2 separate regions of the Homo sapiens genome follow, and region 1 is linked to region 2. A link is a loop called in an ENCODE intact Hi-C map of the cell type or tissue named here. Cell type or tissue: thyroid gland. All regions are shown on one strand. Links, peaks and the distances in the headings refer to the core of each region. The heading gives the core; the rest is flanking DNA. Region 1 holds the start of ACMSD (aminocarboxymuconate semialdehyde decarboxylase). Region 2 overlaps CCNT2-AS1 (CCNT2 antisense RNA 1).

Region 1 (2,918 bases), core at 257-2,756, 68 kb after region 2:
TCCAATGTTATTTCAAAATAAATATAAAAGTCATTTTTAAAAGCTAGAAAATCAGAACTACCAAATGATTTAACCCCCTCGCCCCCCACCAAAGCAGATAAACTAGACATCTAATTCCACAAAGAAGAGAAAGGCATTGAGAAACCCTGGAGAAGTTTCAGAAATAATTCAGCAAATTAATTACCATTACCTTTTTTAGATCTGGCCATTCTTTTGGTAGAATATGACTATGGATGTCAATTTTCATCTCCACAGGATCAGAGAAGCATGCAAGGAAAGAAGTTTTGATATCAAGAGACCTTTGTGAAAACTGTGGAGTTAATTGATTTACTTAGTCCCTTTACAGCAACCTTCAGGCAGCAGTCAGTAGGCCTGCCCAACCCAGTCTAGGTCCATTAGAACTGCTTTATTAAAGTTCAAAGTTCTGTTTATTTGTTAACCAAGCTTTGGTTAACCAAGCTTTATTTGTTAATCAAGCTTTGGGTCAACACAGTTTGGTAGTCAGGACTCTTGGCACAAAACTTAAAAAAACAAAAACAAAAACAAAAACAAAAAAACAACTGTACTCAACTGTATGAGGTCAAAAGCACAGCAGGATGCTTTGACTTACAGCAGGTCAAAAATTGACTGATTTTTCATTTTAAATATTTTAACTTAGTTGTACATAGTTAATAATTAAATAGTTTGTAGTTAAAAATAAAACCATGCAGAGGGCTTTTACAGAAAAAGGATAGATCCCTGACTCACCTTTTCTTACTTTTCCTTGCACTATTCAGAAGCAGCCAGTTTTTATGATTTTGCTTTTTGTTCAGTTAGTTACTCCCATATCTTTAAATAATATTTAACAGTTGTCTTGTTCATGAAAATTTAACGTGTTGAAAAGTTATGGGGAGGTTTCACATTTTAAATCACAGAAAGAGTCCACTCTTCATATATGTTTTTTCCTCCAGTGCCTTTGTCTTGGACTCATTCATTCATGCATTTTTTTCCTTTTTTTTTTGTTTTTTAATTTGAGATGCGGTCTCACTATATTGCCCAGGCTGGTATGGAATTCCTGGGCTCAAGCAATCCACCCACCTTTGCCTCCCAAAGTGCTGGGATTACAGGCGAGAGCCACTGCACCCAGCTTCATTCATGCATTTAACAAACATTTATGGAGAACTGCTATATGCTGACGATGTAAGGTTGACTGAGAGAAAGATGATACATATCCTAAAGTGTAGGGAAAAGAAGATAGTAGCCATTTCCATTTAGCATTATCAGAGCAGTCAGGGAGGGCTTCCAATATAGCAGAAAGTGGGGCTTATATGGTCATGCCTCTAAAGAGAGCCTGGAACAAAACAGCCCTTGATTGTTCTGTGTTTACCCTTTCCTCTTCCTGAACAGCTTAAAATGTTCAAGGGACCCCAGGTCCCCTGGCAAACCCTTAAACCTGCCTTGGTTGCTGCCTTCAGCTCAGACTCCACAACACATAAATTGAGTAGTCAAAAAGCTTCCTTCTGTAATTCAGCTAGATTCTGGATAAATTATAACAGACAGCTTGAAAGAAAATAAAGGAAATCCTTGAAATCCATTTTTTTAGAAGTTCAGTGAGCTAAAACTGAATGAGTAAGCCTTAAACTAACATGGAGGCACTTGCTAATACTGAGTAAGTAAGTGCAAGCATTTTTAGAGCACTCCCAATGGGCCAGGCACTGGTCCATGAATTTTAATAAAGTCGGTTCACTTATTACTCATAACATTCCTGTGGGGGAAGAACTAGGACCAATATTCATTTTATAGAAGAGGAAACTGAAGCACGGAGAAGTACCTTGTTCATGGTTACACAATAGTGTGTGGGAGAACTGGAATTAGAATCCAGAAAATGTGGCTTCAGACTCCTAGAGATTTCAGGGTTAATATCCCACAAGGGAATGGGAGATAATAATATGGGCTTGTACAAAACTGAAATGCCCTCATTACACTAAAAGTCTTGAAGGATCTAGACCCTCAGGGAAAAAGTAGTCTAGGAAAAAAATCCATTGGCCAAAAAGAGGGAGTCTGTAATGAAACCTGTCTTCACTATGAGGGGAAAAAAAGAGAAGAAATAACAATTTTCTCTGAGAATTTCTTTGAGAATTACTATTCAAGGTCACCCACTAAGATTTTAGTTAAAGTACCACTCACCTACTTCCTCCCACCCTGTCTTAGTCAATTTAGTGTTGCTTTAATAGAATACCTGAGTCTGGATAATTTATAAAGAAAAGAAACTCATTTGGCTCACAGTTCTGCTGGCTGGAAAGTCCAAGAACATTGCACCAGGAGCTGTTTGGCTTCTGGTGAGGGCCACATGCTGAGGTACAACATGGTAGAAAAGCAGAAAGGTATGCAGATGTGTGCAAAGAGGGACAGGACAAAGGAGGCTAATGAGTTTTATAACAACCCACTCTTGGAAGAACTAATCTATTTCTATGAGAATTAATCCAACCTCAAGAACTAAACCAGGCTTGTGAAAAACCCATCTTAACAGCCTAATCACCTCTTAAAAACACCACCTCCCAATGCTGCTACATTGGCAATTATATGTTAACATGTTTTGGTAGGGAGAAATTACATCCAAACCCTAGTACTACTTTTGACCAGAAAAAGGAAATGTAAATCCTCCCTGAAGAAAAACATCCCAATTCTGTCTCCTCAGTATTGCCACAGATTAAGCACCCCCAACAAAGTATTGTCTCACAATAAAAAAATTCTACACACATGAGGAAAAAAGTCACTATGAGCAGGAGTCCACAGATATAATAAATAATAGATTTAAACCTCCAAGAATGTTTACCAAGTTTGAAAATGAGCAAAATGAGACTTTAAAAATGAAATCAAAATAATTTTAATTTAAAAACTCAGTGGAGAGGTTAAACAGATGTAGCTAAAAATAGAAT
Region 2 (2,918 bases), core at 312-2,811:
TACATACTATGTGCCTTTCCTTCTTAGCTCCTGTTGTGGTAGCAATTTTCTATTGATTTGTTGCTTACTTGATACATGTCTCCCTAACTAGATTATAAGCACAACTGAGGGCAGGAACCATGATTGCTTTTTTCATACTCTCAGAATCTAGCATGGTTCTTGGCCCATCATAAGTCCTGAATAAATTTTGTTGAATGCATGAGTGAATGAAGACTTAGGTCATCCCTCAAGAAAGTCCAGTCTAGAAGGCAGATAGGAATCACAACTCAAAATGAGAGGTGTGCTCTGTTAGAGATAGCAGTACATTTTTTTTTTTGTTTTCGGTTTTTTGAAGGGGGAGTTACTGAGCGATGAAATCCCAAAGCCTAGAAACCAGCACTTTAGGTCCTGAGGAATTTTAACAGAGAAAGTAATATAATCAAATACATACTTTGGACATTTTTATCTGGCACCAAGGTAGAAGATGGGTTGTACCAGACTAAGCCAAGGGGCAGGGGTACAAATAAGGGATTATTTCAATATCCTGCTGAGAGATGAAGACCTGAATTTAGTTGGAAGCCATATGGAGGAAAGAACAGATAAGAAATAAAAGATATAAAATGAGTTGAATCTTTTGGATTTAATGGTGTATTGATACGGGTGAAGGAGAAGGATTAGGTGACTGGGTGATGCCATTCATCAGGTTGGGACTGTAAGAAGTGGAATTAAATTTTGGGATAAAGGGATTGAGTTATATCTGAGGCATATGGTTCTATTGAATACCGTAGTATTGTAGCTTTGATTTTGTGTGTGTGTGTGTATGCCTAATGCTGTTAGGACTTCTTGAAACATTGTCTGCTCTTGACTCCTGAGTATATTTTCCTGGTTTTCCTCCTACCTCACTGGCTACTCTTCTGTGCACAAAGCTGGTGCCTTCATCTAACTTTTTTTTTTTTTTTTTTGAGACAGAGTCTCGCTCTGTCACCCAGGCTGGAGTGCAGTGGCACGATCTCGGCTCACTGCAACCTCCGCCTCACGGGTTCAAGTGATTCTCCTGCCTCAGCTTCCCGATTAGCTGGGATTACAGGCACGTGCCACCATGCCCGGGCTAATTTTTGTATAGCCTTCATCTAACTTCTAAGTGTTAGTGAATCCCAGGAAATAGGCCTAGGGTCTTTTGCGTCTCTACTCTACTTTTTCACCAGGTGATTTCATCCAGTCTCATTTCTTTAAATACCTTTTATACACTGGTGATTTTTCCCTAGCCTCTCTCTTGAACTCTCCAGACTAGAACACTCAAGTGCTTACTTGACATTCCTACTTAAATGTCTAAGAGGCATCTGAAATATAACAAGTCCAACTACAGAACTGTTGATTCTCTTTCCTCTCAAGACTGTTTCTCCCATAGTCTTCCTCATTATGGTATATGGTAATAAATCTACCCAGCTGTTCAAGTGAAAAGCCTGGGAATCAAAGCACCTATGTTTAAAGTATGGATGCATTTAACACCATTAACTACTATTAATCATCTCAAACCTTAAATGTCACCAGGAGTATGTGCCCAGGAAAGTCCTAGTTAGAAAACCCTCTTTACACCCAGATTAAAGAGGAATTCTCGCATCTTTTCTTCTAGTACCTGCATAGTTTAATATTTTAGAGTTAAATCTTTGATCCAATCAGAGTTGTAGTTTATCCATATGTATGATTTGGGAAATGAATCAAATTTTATTGCAGTATTATTTATAATTACAAAACATTAGGAATTATTTAAATGTCCAAATATAGGAGACTGATTGACAAAAGCATGGTGTGCACATGTGTACACACACTTCACATTCACATGCCCAGGAGTCAGCCTTGATTTCTTTCCTCCCCTTCCTCCCTCTTCCTCACATTTAGTCCATCATTAAATGCTGTTGGTTCTGCCTACAAACATATCTCATGATCCCCATTCTTGTATTTATGCCTGAGTCACCATCATTTCTTGCCTAGCCTCCAACTTCCTTTCTTGACTCCCTTTAATAGGTCTCTACAAAGCTGTTAATGTATATGGGTTTCTTTTTTCTTTTTTTCCTCCTCTCCTCTCCTCTCTTTTTTCTGAGACAGGGTCTCACTCTGTCACCCAGGCTGGAGTGCAGTGGCATGATCCTAGCTCACTGCAGCCTCGAACTCCTGGGCTTAAGCCATCCTCCCATCCCAGCCTCCTGAGTAGCTGAGATTATAGGAATGAGCCACCACACCCAGCTAATTAAAAAAAAATTTTTTTTTGTAGAGATTGCTGTGTTGCCCAGGCTGGTCTCAGTCTCCTGGCTTCAAGTGATCCTCCTGCCTCAGCCTCTCAAAGTGTTGGGATTACTGTTGCAAGCCACTGCACCCTTCTATTTTTTGTTTGTTTGTTTTAAAAGAATAACATAAGTCCGAGCATGTCACAGACCTATTAAAAAGTCTCCAGTGGTTTCCTATGAAACAAGATAAAAATCTTGGGCAGGCGTGGTGGCTCATGCCTGTAATCCCAGCACTTTGAGAGGCTGAGGCGGGAGGATCACGAGGTCAGGAGATTGAGACCATCCTGGCCAACAGGGTGAAACCCCGACTCTATTAAAAAAAAAAATTAGCTGGACCTGGTGGCGCGTGCCTGTAATCCTAGCTACTCAGGAGGCTGAGGCAGAAGAATCACTTGAACCAGGGAGTCAGAGGTTGCAGTGAGCCGAGATTGCGCCACTGCATTCCAGCCTGGCGACAGGGTAAGATTCTGTCTCAAAAAAAAAAATTATCTGGACCTGGTGGCACGTGCCTGTAATCCTAGCTACTCAGGAGGCTGAGGCAGGAGAATCACTTGAACCAGGGAGTCGGAGGTTGCAGTGAGCCGAGATCGCGCCACTGCATTCCAGCCTGGTGACGGTACGATTCTGCCTCAAACAACAACAACAACAACAACA

Evidence for each region. Peaks named below come from ENCODE experiments on the same cell type or tissue, not always from the same donor. Only the 100,000 strongest peaks of a DNase experiment are listed, where the experiment ranks them.
Region 1: it touches region 2 in a loop (2.8-fold over the local background); 1 of 110 quality-filtered maps calls a loop at or near these places.

The regions. Positions count from the first base shown.
Region 1 is chr2:134,836,012-134,838,929 of GRCh38, reverse strand. It overlaps ACMSD (aminocarboxymuconate semialdehyde decarboxylase), which reads right to left and starts at 314. Exons shown (of 10, transcript NM_138326.3): 1 at 191-314. The coding sequence starts at 247. In thyroid gland, for the core only: no CTCF peak of the experiment used is centred there; a DNase peak (open chromatin) is centred at 1,699; H3K27ac peaks cover 1,623 bases.
Region 2 is chr2:134,903,729-134,906,646 of GRCh38, reverse strand. The region is part of intron 1 of CCNT2-AS1 (CCNT2 antisense RNA 1); the gene reads left to right. Among named protein-coding and RNA genes, the nearest start is that of CCNT2-AS1, 13 kb to the left of the region's middle. In thyroid gland, for the core only: no CTCF peak of the experiment used is centred there; no DNase peak of the experiment used is centred there; H3K27ac peaks cover 1,804 bases.